Regions from separate parts of the Homo sapiens genome. Here region 2 is linked to region 1. Evidence: chromatin loops called from intact Hi-C (ENCODE). Cell type or tissue: endothelial cell of umbilical vein. All regions are shown on one strand.

Region 1 (8,000 bases):
AGTTTTTAGCTATTATGAACAATTCTGCTATGAACATTCAAGTACGAGTTTTTGTGTAGACATATGATTTCATTTATTTTGGGTATATACCTAGGAGTGGAATTGCTGGGTCATATGGTAACTCTATATTTAACTTTTTGAGGAATTGCCAGAGGGTTTTCCACAACAGCTGCATCATTTTACATTCCCACCAGCAGTATGTGAGGGTCCAATTTATCCATGTTCTCACCAAAGCGTGTTATTATATTTCTTTTTGATTATAGCTATCCTGGCAGGTGTGAAGTGGCATTTTATTTTGGTTTTCATTTGCCTTTCCCCGATGGTCAATGATTTTGAGTATTTTATTATGTTCTTATTGGCCATTTATTTATCTTCTTTAAAAAATGTCTATTTAAATATTTTGATCATTTTAAACTAGTTCATTTGTTCTGTTTTGTTTATAATTATTGGATTATAAGAGTTCATGTATGTTGAAGCCAGTTCCCTATCAAGTATATGATTAGCATTTTGTCCCATATTGTGGTTGTCACTTCACTTTCTCTATGATGCACTTTCAGGCACAAACATTTTAATTTTGATGACATCCACTTTATGTGTTTGTTATCTTTTGTCATTTATGCTTTTGGTGTCATATATAAGAAACCATTTCCTAATTCAAGGTCACCAATGTTCAATTCTATGTTTTCTTCTAAGAGTTCTATAGTTTCACATTTTATATTTAGGTCTATCATCCATTTTATATTTGAGTATGGATGTCTAATTCTCTCAGGACCATTAGTTGAAAAAAGGTATTCTTTCCACTGTTGTTAATTTATCATGGCACCCTTATCAAATATCAATTGACTATAATATAAGGGTGCGTTGGTGGACTCTACATTTTATTCCAATAATCTATATGTACTTATTTCTCTTTTGCTTCAGCTGTGGAGCCTAGTCACCAATCCCCTACCCGCCTCGAAAAATAAGAAGATGCAAATTCAACATATGTAACCATAACACTATACCATGTTGGTACACTCATGAATTGAGATGCATGCCAAGCCATGGCCCAAAGGGAGATTCAAAAGCCAAGTGAGGCTTAATTCCACTTCAATAATAAGCGTTGCCTAGGCCAGGTGAGGTGATTTACACCTGTAATCCTAACACTTCAGGAGGCCAAGGCAAGAGGATCACTTGAGACCAAGAGTTAGGCATGGTAGCATGCACCTATAGTCCCAGTTACTCTGGAGGCTGAGGTGAGAAGTTCTTTTGAGCCCAGGAGTTCTAGGCTGCAGTGAGCCACGAGTGCACCACTGCTTTCCAGCCTGTGCCACCGTGAGAGATCCTGCCTCAAAAAAAAAAAAATAATAATAATAAAATAAAAAAAGCCTAGATCATAATGTTCCTAGGCAGAGGATGAATCATCTGTGGAAAATCTGAATTAATCACATTGGCCTATGTTTTTTAAACTGGCCAAGCAAAATATAAGAGTGGCTTAGCCTGAGTTACTTCTCTTAGCAACCAGCTTCCTCTTTGTAGTTCAGTGAGGCTAACCCCTGGCCAAAGTTTTTCTACCTTTAATCTCAATTTTCATGACTAGGAGAATAAAATATATTCAGTCCTGAAAACCTGATTTCAACCTCAAATTGAACTAAACCACCACTTCCCAAATTATGCCATTTATCTATAAACAAATTGAGCCTGGCAGCTCAACCACAATGTGAGGCTCTACACAGAGAATTCCTGCATTGAAGCAATTTAGCAGACTTCATCGCTGACAATAAAGTGCTTTTGTCAAAATCAAGTCTTTAATTTCATCATTGCAGATAAATTGCTTAAGCTGCAATCCAATAGTAAAAGCTACAAATTGAAACTCATTTAAAAAGAATGTAACCAATTAGTTGAACAAATGGACATTAGATTTTGGTGAGAGAATACCTAAGGTCAATGCAAGAGTGGGACATTACAATACTGGATAAAAGAAAAAAAACTAGAAGCGTGCAAAAAAAGGAAGGCTAAGGTTGAAAAAAATTATGTGATTTTTAAAATATTTAGCAATATGTGCACAAAATATTTATACAATGACGTTTACAAGCTATTTTTGCACCACACATTTGTATACATGCACAGTGTATCAGGGACATAAATGATCCTTGCCAGTATAGCTCACCCAATTTAAGAATCATTTTTGAAGAAAGCCAGTATTTTAACAAAGGAGTTACATTTTCGAAGTTTGTTATGATCATGGGATAGCTCTGTTCATGTCTAGGTGTTTGTACTGCCTATATGTGTAAATTTACCTAGTAGCAGCTAACCTCAATTTCTTTCAAAATTCCTAATGACCTGATGGCCCAAACCACACTATGAACAATGATTTATTTGTATAATTTAATCAGTTATCTATGACTTCAAATAGGGAAATTACACAATCTTCGGCCCAAATAAGAAGCTATCTATTTGCTTATCACAGAAAAATTTTATTGAGAAGTAACATACAGATAATATCTGCTAATAGGCTCAATATCAAGTCCTGCATAAATCAGACATTGCTTGGCAATTAAGTTTATAAATGCAGATGCTCCTTGACTTATGATGGGGTTACATCTTGATAAAGCCATCATAAATTGAAAATATCGTAAATTGAAAATGCATTTAACACACCTAACTTGCTGAATATTATAGCTTAGTCTAGCCTACCTTAAATATGCTCAGAACATTTACATTAGCCTACAGTTGGGCAAAATCATCTAACACAATGCCTATTTTACAATATAAAGTGTTGAATATCTCCAGTAATTTATTGAATATTATACAGAAAGTGAAAAACAGAACGGTTTTATGGGTACTCGAAGTGCAGTTTCTACGAAATGTGTATCACTTTCACATCATCATAAAGTCAAAAAATTATGTGGAGACATCATAAGTCAGAGACCTTCTGTACTCACTTGCAAGCTATATAAGTATAGCCTAATTCTCTCAAAGTTCTCCAGGCCATATATATAAATAAAGGAAATATTAATATGATTGATTACATTTTATTCTTCCTCTTACTTGCCTATGCTGGTTACTCAAGCCACTCAAAGTCTTACCCAGTGTTGGGGTCCAAAGTGGTGTCTCATATGGCTCATGTTCTGCTCTGGACTACTTTCTTGATGATGATTACAATAGAAGACACTTGGAGGTAGCAAGACACCACTGCCAAGACTGATATGGTGAAAAAGACACAGTTGATATCCTCACAGGCATACAAACTTGTTGAATCCAAACATTGTTTTGTTTTCTTTATCAGGAAGAGTGTCTCTTTTCCCCCACTACTTCATCACATAGGTACTAGGTATAGTGATCATACAGTTTATTGTCAAAGCTGTGGTAAATGGGAGTGCTAAACAATTGGGACATCAGGTCAATAGAATAATGCGCGACTGTGCAGGGCAAAATAGGACATATGATCATCCTCCTGCTAGATCTCTGCTGCATGGGCTCCCATTTCTTACAGGGTCCCTGGTCGAAAAAGCACCTGTACGTTCTGCCTAGATTTTAGTCTCAATTGGCTTATATAGGAGTTGATGTATCCCAGGATAATAAAACAATGACAGAGAGGTCACCATTGGCTTTTCCAATGTGCTCCACCTCAAGTTCCCCCATAAAAAGTGAAGCACTTTTTTCCTTGTTCTCATTTAGGCTGGAATTCTCATTTCACAAATTGTCTCCTGGTGATGTGCAGTCCACCACCTTTGTAGACCTGTCTGGGCACAGCTCAATTTCCATTTAGAATTAAGAGTAGTCCCCTCCTATATTAATACACATTTGGATTAAAATGAGCTTAGGCATAAAAATCTCATATTCATGCATTTACAAATAAGTACATTCAAACCTATATACATACATACTATATATATATATATATATATATATATATATATATATTCCCTTTTATCTATAGACCCAAAAGAGGGAATCAGTGAATCAGTGAACAGAGGAAGGCAAGGAAGAAAAAGACACTAAAAATACTAAAAGTGAGGGACAGAAAATAAAAGCATTCTCAAAAATCATCAATGCTGAACCCAGCACTTCAGAATTATTGAATAGAGGAGAAATTTTATAAAAGTAGTTTTAAAGAAATATGTCAACTCAGAAACCTGGAGCCACTTATTAGTTTTTGGAGTGAAAACTTTTGAATCAAAAATAGGCAAGTAAACATTATCTTGTATTCCTTTCAGCACACTGATGATATTTTGTAGTGTGATGGATTGAAGTTGTTTCAGATATTCTACAATTTCAGTGATTTTCACCCACTGAGACTCTATTCAGATAAAGGGATCAATCTAAATTCTGATGGTTAAGAATTGTTTGTGCCACTTTTCAATCACATTTCAAGAAATCAACTGAATATACCAAATAATTCCAAAGCACTTTTGTCCTATCTCAACCCTTTGGATGTGGGTTTCAATGGGACCAAATTTTAAATTTTAATCCTTTTTTTTTTTTTAGCACAAAGTAGAAAGAAAGTTATTAATAGAAATTGTAAGACAAAAATCAGAGAATTGTCATATCATATCTTGGATTTTAAAAGTGTTTGAAACAGCTGTAAAGAAGCATTTTCACATTTTTTTAATTTGTTAAGGATTATATAATCTAATGTATTCCAGCTTCTTTTGTTTATTTTTTATATATTATCAGGAAGATCTGAATAAAATAAAGATTCTTCTTAATCCTACCTAATAGTGATTATGCCTTATACTACATACTTTCAACACTCTGGTTCTAATCAGTCCATTGTTTTGAGAACAGGAAGAGGAATTGGAATGTTTTAAAATGAATGGGTTTTATAAAGCCTTGTGGGAGGTGGTTTGAAAGATTCTAGAAACAACCTCACCCATCCTACTTGCCCTCTGTCAATGGAACATTTCCACTCCTCCCACTAAGTGGCAGTGTATACTTGCTATGTCTTTGAATCTGGGCTGTCCCTATGACTTTCTTTATGAGAAGAACGTGATAGAAGGGACACTAAGCAAACTCTGAGGCTTGGCTTTAAGAGACCTTGAAGCTTCAATTTTCACCCTCTTAGGTTTTGAATAGCCATGGCTATACTGCTGAAGAGGAAAGTGAGCTAGAGGTCTTGGTTACATGCCCCAATTGCCAGACGTAAGTGAAGCAATTTTAATTGTCCAGCCCCATTTTAGTCTCTGGATAATTGCTACCACATGAATGATCTCAGGCCAATATACAAGAACTAACCAAGTGAGCCCTACCAAACTATAGAAGTGTAATTAATGAATCCTTGACAATATGGGGGAATTATTTGTGATGTAGGAATAGAAAATAGATAAAAGCCTCAAATCCCACTATAATCTCCTTCTCTGTGATTATAACAAAAAACATATTCCTTTCCTCTCAAAAACTGAATTTCCATCTTGGCCCATTCTTTCCTGCATTTATCCTTTGTCAATTATCCCTTCTTTTTCACGTATATCATGTGTTTTCTACTATTACCTTTATATTAGTTTCTTCCTATTCACATTTAAATATATTTTATTCTGTTTTATCTTAAAATATAGTTTTCAGCTCTATCATCACCTCTAATTATTAGCACCTTTTCTCTTCCCTTTACAACCAAACAATTTAAAAGACAGCTACACTCAGTGATTTTGCTTTCACTTCATTTTTTCAACTCAGTGAAATCTAACTTCTGGAATGCAACAGAAAATGATATTACCAATCATCTTGCTACCCTTAAATCCAGTATAAATTTATTAGTTTTTTTCTGACTGAAATTCCCTGTTTCCCTCAATATAATGAGACATTCACTTGTCCTTTAAACACTCCCTTGACTTTATAACACTTGATCTTCCTGGTTTTACTCTAACAACTCTATCACATTCTTCTTGGTGTTCTTTGATAATTCCTTCTATTCTGCTCATCCCTTAAACTGTGGTTTCCTTTAGACCAGTGGTCAGCAAACATGGGCTGCAGGCCAAATCCAGACCTCTGCCTTTTTTTGGAACTAAAGTTTTATTAGAACATAGCCATAACTGATCATTCACATACTGCCTATGGTTGCTTTCATGCCACAATACTTGGGTTGAGTAGTTGTGACAGAGACCATATAGTCTGCAAACCCTATAATATTTTCTATCTGACCCTTTACAGAAAAAGTTTGTTGATCCATGACTTAGAGATCTAATATGAGTTTTATTCTGTTTTCACTATAAAACTTCCGTAAATGAGCTCACCAACCACACACGATGAAATTATCATCTATGTAGCTGATAACTCCCAAACATCCTGTCTCTAATTCAGACAATACATTCAAATCCTGTATTGGATATTCTCCCTTCATTTATCCATTCCATTATCCACTACTTTACTCTGATTTGTGACTAAAGAAGCTAGCCTCTAATGGACTGGATTCTCTTGCCCTTTTCTTTTAATTGGGTTACTTCAAGTGAAAATTCTAGTTTAAAATGGAAGGGCAAAAGGAAAGAAAGGGGTCAGGGTATGTATTCCACTGACTCTCTTCCTGACAAAACACAACTTGACTGTGTTTTTTTCTTTTACTGAAGGCAGTGTCTTTTTTCCTGTGATGCTCTTCTATAGCTATATGTCTTCTCAAATCCTGGTTACTGCTCATTCGCCTTTCTACCTTAGGCCTAAGTAAAGGCTTCCATCTGTTACTAGCATCAAGTGCTTCATCAATCTTTTGGTTTTCCTTAAGCACTACCTATATTTTATAGCAGTCCTACAATAAAATCTTCTTAATTATTCATTAAGGAGGTGCTTCCTATTTTCTTCCAGGATTCTAACATAGATCAGTTGCCTACTGGAAATATAAACATAGATATCTTATGGTAAATTCAACATAACATATTCTAAACTAAAGTCATCTTCACTGCCCCAAAATAATGTGGGGATGAGAGCTCTTTTTTCTATACTTCGAATTCTAAGAGATGGAATCAACTTCCACCAACTTACCAATGCCACAAACCTGTGTGTTTGTCTTGACATTTTTACCAATCTCTTACAGCCCAACAATAATGAAGTTTTATTGTTCTTATTAAATTCATGTCAAGGCCACTGATATCACATACCTAAGCACTGTGAAACACTTGATCACTATCCCTGCCTCCAGTTTTCCTCCCAACATTCTACTTTTTACAATGTAACCAGACTCAGCTTTCTAAATTGAAAATCTGACCACATTAACCCCTTTCTTAAAACTTTAAAACTATATATCTAAAATCAAGGCCAAATCCTTTAACATGGCATAGTTGGTCCTCCAGGCTATTAACCCGCTTACCTCTCTATCGTCATCCCTTTCCACTTTGTACATTGTATACCATGCTCTGAACCATACTCAATCTTTTACAGTACTTTGAAGGTGCCATATTTTATCTTCCTTCTGTGCCATTATATGTGCTATTCTTTACACCTGGAATAATTTTTCTCTCAACTTCATTTGGATAATTTCTAGTTATCTTTCAGATCCCACCTTAGATTTGACTACTCCCAGGAAGTCTTCCTTTGCATGCTCAGACTGAATTTATCACGCCTGCTGTGTTCTGCATCAGTGCTACTTCAATTGTAGCAGTAATTGCATTATTTTATAAGGTATTTTGTGATCTTCTGCTAGACTATCAACCAAGAAAGAGTAGAAACCTCATCTTTCTTATTCACCATTATATCAAAAAATGCATCAAATGCCCCTTCTTACCATAGTTCCATAAACAAAACATAATTAATTAAATTAATTTGATGATAAAGTGATTTACAATTTTAAATTATAAGTGACAATTCTAGATTAGATCCAATTTCATGGCAAATATTCCATGGCATATAATGCATCCATAACATTTGCAAAGGCCCTGCTCTCAATGTTGTTGGTAGAATACAGTTTTCTCAGGCAGGGCTTTGTGATCCTAAGTATTGACATAGTGGTCATAAAGGCAGGATACATAGGAAATGTTTTGGTAACTTGCAGGTACCACAAGAAAAGGTAAATTACAACATTTGGAATAAACTGC
Region 2 (8,000 bases), 65 kb after region 1:
TGGAGCCCCCACACAGAGTCCCCACTGAGGCACTGTCTAGTGGAGCTATGAGAAGAGGGCCATCGTCCTCCAGACCCCAGAATGGTAGATCCACCAACAGCTTGCACCGTGCACCTGGAAAAGCCACAGACAATGCCGGCCTGTGAAAGCAGCTGGGAGGGAGGCTATACCCTGCAAAGCAACAGGGGTGGGGCTGCCCCAGGCCATGGGAGTCCACCTGTTACATCAGCATGACCTGGATGTGAGATATGGAATCAAAGGATATTATTTCAGAGCTTTAAGATTTTACTGCCCTGCTGGATTTCAGACTTGCATGGGGCCTGTAGACCCTTTGTTTTGGCCAATTTCTCCCATTTGGAATGGGTATATTTACCAGAATGCCTGCACCCCCATTGTATCTAGAAAGTAACGAATTTGCTTTTGATTTTACAGGCTCATAGGCAGAAGGGACCTGCCTTGTCTCAGATTAGACTTGGGATGGTGGACTTTTGAGTTGATGCTGAAATGAGTTAAGATTTTGGTGGACTGTTGGGAAGGCATGATTGCTTTTGAAATGTGAGGGCATAGATTTGGAGGGGCCAGGGACGGAATAATATGGTTTGGCTTTTGGCTTTGTGTCCCCACCCAAATCTCACCTTGAATTGTGTTCATCCCCATGAGTCATGGAAGGGACTCAGTGGGAGGTAATTGAATTATGGGGGTGGGTTGTAATTGTCTTAAATCATATTTTTTCAGTCTCTATGTTGTTATTTTTACAAAATTTGTTTCGAGAAAAGTGATTTGACATTGGAAAAAAATTCTTTTTATCTGACCTTGTATCACCTGTTTCTAGTGTCTCCTTCATATGCTGGCAGAGAAAAGATCAGCAGTAAAAACAACAGATGTTAGGATCCATTTACTTGATAATGATTTCTCAGTAATTCTGTGGGCTTGATTGGGGCTATTAGTCAAGAGCTTCCAGATAGTTTTAGATTTAAAAAATTAAAGGTCTAGTTCATTCAATGCCAATTTTACATTTTTAATTTACATCTATGAAGGAATAGTAGGTTCTTTTGTCTTTTTAAAATTACAAGCTGGATATCACCTAGGTAGCACATCAGACACAGGATTCCTACCATTCCAATAATGGGCTGTCACTCTAACCTTTGAGTTTGAAAGGGCAAAAACAAGTTCTGGTATATTCCTTTTTAAGCCATTCTTCTTTTATCCTTCACATTTGGCTTGCTTGAGAAAGATCGTATTCCTTAGATTTTTTGCTTGAAATATCAAGGAATACAATAACTAGGCATTGAAAGAAACATCCATAACAATTCAAATATATGATTGCACCACAGAATCTAGCTTTACTAGTGTTTTAAAAATACACACAAAATTTTTTTCTTAAAGAAAAAATTCTGTATTTTCCTGAAATATTTTAAAAAATATATTAAAATGAAACACAACCAAACAAGAGGTTCATTTGTTCTGTGCTCCAAGAACTACCCAATACTAACTGTCATCCTTGTCACAACTGAATTTGTAATTAATTTGAGGTAACAAAGGAGTGCAGAAAGTCTGATAAAAGTATAGTAAATAATTTGCAAGTGAAAAATCAATACTTGAAAGAAAAAAGTCTTTATGCTTATGCCATTAAAAGAAACACTGTAAACACAGTCAGATTCAGTTACAAAAATATCCATTAATAAAATGACCAGCTATAAAAATGAATATATTTAATTTTAAAAGAACAATGGATAAAATATCTTTCAAATTAAGAAAGTGGCATAGTTAATATAATGTATTTATAGAATTGTGCAATAAAATATGTTGAACAATTCCATTGGTACCAAGAAATTTGGGACAGAGATTTCATAAAATGTGTATAGATTTAAGATTTTGTAACAAACAGTTAAATGCATATTTTATTCAATAGGTAATAAAACAATATGTCAACTGATTTACAATAAAGTTTTAATTTTTTTCAATCATTTATGCACCAAATAACGATATGGGGTATTAGGAGAAGAGATCATTGTATTCAAATTGAGTTTTGCAAAGCAAAATTAAACTCTAAAATCAGTTGATAATTGCTTTGTCTGGATTTTGTGGACTTATTTGAGTAATGATTTCCCCACGTTTTTCTGATTTTCCCCCTTTCTAACATTACTTCATTGTATAGTTTTTAAAATAAACTACAATGTTTGATAGTTTTTCTTTAAACAAAGGCAGTATGTTGTTTGATATTTTCTTAATGATTAAAAACAAATTAGCTAACCAGGCATATGGATTTTTATTAACTAGTATAGAAAGATTAACAAAATAAAGATTCCCCTGCCCTGTTTCCCATTGCTGATGCCTTTGTAAATCAAACATTTAAAATTTATATTGATTATTTTAGTTTTCCTTTTTATTTCCGTTTCTCTACATAATGTAACTACACTACTATTTCATTTTTTCTTTTTTTAAAGACTCTAAAGGAAATATCAATAGCATACATATTAAATGAGATCATACACAAGATAAAATTGCAAAGAACAACACAGTGAAAAGTAATGTCAGTGAAAAGGAAATGCCTTATCCTTTAGTAGAGTGTTAAATCCACGGTTCCACTTCCTGCTGGCAAGTATTTTTACCAAGGTTTTGGGTAATCATCCAAACAGATTTTTGTCACTCATCCACAGATATGCATGTGCACACATACATACACACACATACACACAGTGTGCAAATGAAAGCATTTTCTTTCCCCTTTTACACTTGCATATTTACCTTAACAATAAATATATCTGTTTCTTATTAAAGGTTGCAGAATATTGTTTGAGCCATAATGGATTTAATTAGTTCCCCTTTAGTGAATATTCCTATTTTTCTTGCTTTTCTTTTACAAATTATGCTGCAACAAACAGCACTGTACACCTTCCTTTCTACAGGTGAGAATTGTTGACTGGTATAAATAAAATGGAAGATTTGCTGCATCACATAAATGTGCATTTCAATTTAATAGATATGGCAAGTGACCATCAAAGTGAAATTAGTTTTACTTCCCACCATTTATGTATAAAAATACATATTTCCCCACAGAATGCTCTCAAACTTTTTGAGTTCAACAACCCAAATGATGAAATAGTGGATGTAATTGTTACTTTAATGGGCATATGGTATGTAATTGAAACTGACCTAATTGTCCCATAGAACTGATGTTTATGGTTGCTTTTGAGTAAACATAGAAATTGACCCTCCCGGTCTTAAAACTTGAGAAAATTTGTCTTATCAGAATTTCTTTCTCAGAAAAATAAATATCAGGCCTCCCAGATTGTATCAAGGGACTGAAACTTACCAGATCATTGCATCTGGACAATGAGACATCAGACACCTCACCCATCATGAATGCCTAAGTGACCACCTGCTTCCTGTTGACCAGTTTCTCTTCTGTAGTCCTCCCTGATTCCTGTTTTCCTGCATGTAGTTACATGTTTTCCCTGCTATATAAACCCGTGATTTTAGTTGGTCATGGAGGTGGATTTAAGATTGATCTCTTTTTCTCCTCAGCTGCAGCACCCAGTTAAAGTCTTCTTCCCTAGCAATACTCACATCTCAGTGATTGGCTTTCTTTACAATGAGCAACAGGATCTAGATCAACTAAGCAAGCACAACTTGTCCATCCGACAGAAACCCAATCCTGGCAAAAATGTAAAAGTGGAGCCAGGACAAGAGCTAGATCTTATATATCAACCACTGAATTTTGTATTTCTGTGTTTGTTTCTGACTCATGGCTAACATTTTATAATTGAAGCTACAAGCTCTCTATTTGTGTCTGTATGTGTGTTTATGTACTATGTATATATATGTAATAGTTTCCTGCCTCCACACAGTATTACCAAATTAGATTATAAAAATCCCTTCAAATACTGCTGTTTTGATTGGTTTAGAGCTTACTCCAGTAAAACTTCATTTCAACAATAATTATGCTCTTAGTGTATCAGCTTGAAGATAGTCTTAAAGATCTTTTGGTACTTTAAAACCTTATGCTTATGCTAAAATTAAGTATTCAAGGAATGAAGGATGTCTTGTTACAGAATAAGTAATTTTATTGTAAATAAAATCACTGGTTTTTACAGAATGAAACAGGAAAATCTGAATGGAAAAGAAAAATGGAATAGAACAAAGTGGAAGGGAAAAGTAGCACAATGTTCGTGGAAAATGAATTGTATTTGTTGTGGTCAAAGATAACTATGATTATATGGGTTTATTTTTAAGATTAAAAAAAGACTTAGTGTCAAATATGATATGGTCCAAAATTAGAATTTGGTTTACTCTCTGTTAAAATAACAGAATTTACTTGGACTATTAGTCTGTTCTTAATGAGAGGTTATGAAAAAAATAGATTTCTTCTTTACCTTCAGAATAATCTGTCTAGAAATTAAAGATCTTTTATTATCAGAATTATTTCCCCTGCTTTATGTTGACTTTACTATGCCCTTGATTATTTAGGAGAACAGAGTCTTGTCAATTTTAAAAGCTAATAAGGTTTTATAAAGTCATATTACCTCCTATATTTACTTCTGAAATTTTGTATAGTCATTTGATTAAATAAGAAGCCAAATATTGTTTTTCAGCAACCCATGATTTTATTTGATCAACTGTTGAAATCTCCTGACAACTTTTGATATTTTGTCTTCCAGAAATCAAATCCTAAATAATATCTTCCTGATCTCAAGCTTTGAGATTTCCTGGGGGATTCCTGGAAAATTACAAAGGCTCTTTCATCTTGTTAAAAGAGAGGGGCTAGAATAATATATCAAATTATTGAAATGTTATGAGTTACATAGGAAGTATTGTCAAATCAGAAGAAATGCCTGACCTTTCCTAGTTTAAATTTGTATGAATAAAATGTTACTAATATAAATATTTGACAAATTGTATGAAGTTATTTGAGATTTGTCAATGTTCATGCTGTCTATGATATATCGTGCTATAGTTTTGCCTGATATAAGACAACAGTGTAGTGTTATTGGTCAACTTCACTTTTTTTTTATGTTGTATGCCACAGAAGCAACCAAATTTCCATGTCAATTGGAATATTTTTGTTGAACTCATTATATCATTAACCATGGCTATTTTCTCTTTGCCATTCACAGGTAGTTTTGTTTCACTCTAATGCTTCCCTTAACGTGCTTAGCCAGAGTACTTTGGTTATAAACCGGAGTACTTTGTCTTCAACAAGAAGGGACTGTCTCAGAGACCCAGGAAAAGGTCTATGCCAGGCAGTATGGGGCACAGACTTCTGAGGAATTGTTAAGATAATATTGACAACATACCATGGACTGAGTCAAGCTATCCAGTAATCTAGTGAAGAAGCTGATGAGTTCATGAGACTGCCGGTTCAAACTCAGCATGATTTTATCGTCTTTCAAGAAGGAGAGAATGTAAATAAATTAGCTAACTTTGGAATCTTGCATTCTCATTTGTTTAGTAGTTATTTAAATTCATTAAATTGCTTCATATAAGTAACCATTATTCTTGACGGTAAAATTAAGTTTTTCTGTGCCTGGCTTATTTCACTTAGCATAATGTCTTCCTTGGTCATCCATGTTATTACAAATGGTAAGATGTTTTTCTTTTGCGAGACTGATCTTATTTTCTCAAGATGACTGACTGGAAACATCAGATGCCAGTTCTCAGAAAGATCAAAGTTACAACTGAATGGTCATGATGTGAACAGAAAGCTAAAGGAAGAGAGCCGGGACTGTTGCAGAGCCCACAGGAAAAAGCTGGGACACAGAAAAGGAAGGTAGCAAGAGTCTGGCAGAGATTGACCTCCGAGGAATTTGAAGTCCCACAGAGGGAGTAAGTGTGCTGTTTCTTTGCTCCACTCATTCCTGTGACAAACTGCTGACTGACAAATTATTGGGGAGCACCTCTGCCCTCATTAACCCCTGCAATGCTGTCAGTGGCAATTTGGGAACTTCCTGGGAATAGAGCCCCAGGTGGCCTTCTTATACAGATGTGCTTGCATTCCTCTCAGGTCCAAACTGAGATGGCAGAAACCATACTGGTTGTGCCCCTATTGTGGGCCACTGTCCTGCTCAGGGAACCTCATCCTTTGTGTCACTGCATCGCCAGATTCCCTGCAAATGTACCCAAGAACCTGCTCTGACTTGGCAACCACGGGGACTGGTGGAACCATGAGGAATTGCAGAATCCCTGGAGATGTAACCTTCCACACAGGCCACCCTTAAGGGAGTGGGGAGCATAGCCCACAAAAGCACCCCTTGTGACAAAGGAAACATGGGTCCAGTGCGGATCTCTGAAGGAGGCAGCACCAATGACCAGGAATAGATGTGTGTGTGTGGAGGGGGGTGGGTGGGGGGGTGTCATCTCCCATTCCCCTTGTCCACTGTTCCAGATGCAGCAGAGGCTTTCTCCACTGCAGACTGTCACGAATGCACTTGAAGACAGCCTTTCCAGTGCTATTCACAGAAACTGCACCCCCGTTGAAAGTGAGCTTGTACCCCACTGGCATGCATGATGGGCAGGGCCCAATCTCCCCCTCCGTACATAGAGGAGCAGCATCGCAGCAACAGAAGGCAGTCAAGCCATGAAGCCTGGTCTGGACTGGAAGAAGAAGCATTGTCCTGGGGTCATTTCAGTCCTGGGGTCATTTCAAAATATTCTTCTGCCAGAATATTTTCTCTGACCTCAGTAACACTGTGGCCAGAGTCAAAGGACACTGTCTATATGAACTGAAGGTCATGAGCTCTGTGACAGGGGCACAACAGGGAAGCAAATCACATTCCTCCCTGCCCAGGACTAGAGACAGATGTAACCCCCCAACTTCTTCCCCCAAGACCTCAGTACATCCCAACACAACTCTCCCTGCCTGCCCCCATCAGGATGGGTTGCCTCCACTTATCAAAGGGCTACCAAATGTTACTCTTAAGCGCCACCTACTGGAATGGAGACTGCTGCATCACTGAATAAAAATCCCTGCTGTCCGAAGAGCACAGGGTTAGTGCATGAGATAAGCTTCCTGAGACCGCTGCATTCCCAGTCACGCAGGGCATAGTGTATTGGCTCATATGCCCAACACATTGCTAAGGCAAGCAGCATTTGAGAAAACCACCACACATGATTCCATATCTTTGTTACTGTGAATGTGCTGCAATGAACATGGGAATGCAGATAACGCATCAAAACACTGGTTTCACTTCTTTTGGATATATACCCAGCAATGAGGTTGCTGGATCATATTTTTAATTTTCTGGGGAACCTCCATGCTGTTTTTTTATAACGACTTTACCCATTTACATTCCCACCAATAGTGAACAAGTGTTTTCTTTTCTCCACGTCTCCACCAACACTTATTATCTTTTGCTTTTTTGATAAAATACACTCTAATACGTATGAGGTGATATCTCATTGCGGTTTTAATTTACATTTCCCTGATGGTTAGTGATGTTGAGAATTTTTTCATATCTGCATTGGCCATTTGTATGTCTTCTTTTAAGAAATATCTAAGTCTTTTGTCCATTTTTAATTCTGTTATTTATTTTCTTGCTATTGATTTGTTTAAGTTCCTTATAGATTTTGGATATTAACCCCTACCAGATGTAGCAAACTGAATTCAATGGCACATTAAAAGGATGGTTCACTATGATCAGGTGGGATTCAAGAATGGATCACCATATGCAAATCAATAAATGTGATACACCCCATTAACAGAATGAAGAACAAAAACCATATGATCATCTCAATAGATGTAGAAATGCATTTGACAAAATTCAACATTTTTTATGATAAAAACTCTCAACAAATTAGTTATAGAAGCAATGTACCTCAACACCATAAAGGTCGTGTATCACAAGCCCACATAACATAATATGCAATGGTGAAAAGTTAAAGCTTTTCCTCTAAGATCAGGCACAGTATAAGCATGCCCAATCTTGCCGTTTCTATTCAACATAATAATGGAAATCCTAGCCAAAGTGATTAGGAAAGAGAAACAATAAAAAACATCCAAC

What was found. A loop is a pair of places that touch in the nucleus more often than their neighbours do. Peaks named below come from ENCODE experiments on the same cell type or tissue, not always from the same donor. Only the 100,000 strongest peaks of a DNase experiment are listed, where the experiment ranks them.
Region 2: a loop joins it to region 1, with 11 times the contacts of the local background. A loop is called at or near these places in 5 of 110 quality-filtered maps.

The regions. Positions count from the first base shown.
Region 1 is chrX:26,847,280-26,855,279 of GRCh38, forward strand. No RefSeq gene overlaps it. Among named protein-coding and RNA genes, the nearest start is that of PPP4R3C, 610 kb to the right of the region's middle. In endothelial cell of umbilical vein, a CTCF peak has its summit at 4,911; DNase peaks (open chromatin) are centred at 1,422 and 4,902; H3K27ac peaks cover 892 bases.
Region 2 is chrX:26,911,867-26,919,866 of GRCh38, forward strand. No RefSeq gene overlaps it. Among named protein-coding and RNA genes, the nearest start is that of PPP4R3C, 550 kb to the right of the region's middle. In endothelial cell of umbilical vein, CTCF peaks have their summits at 6,945 (motif pointing left) and 7,146; DNase peaks (open chromatin) are centred at 2,575 and 3,405; H3K27ac peaks cover 3,786 bases.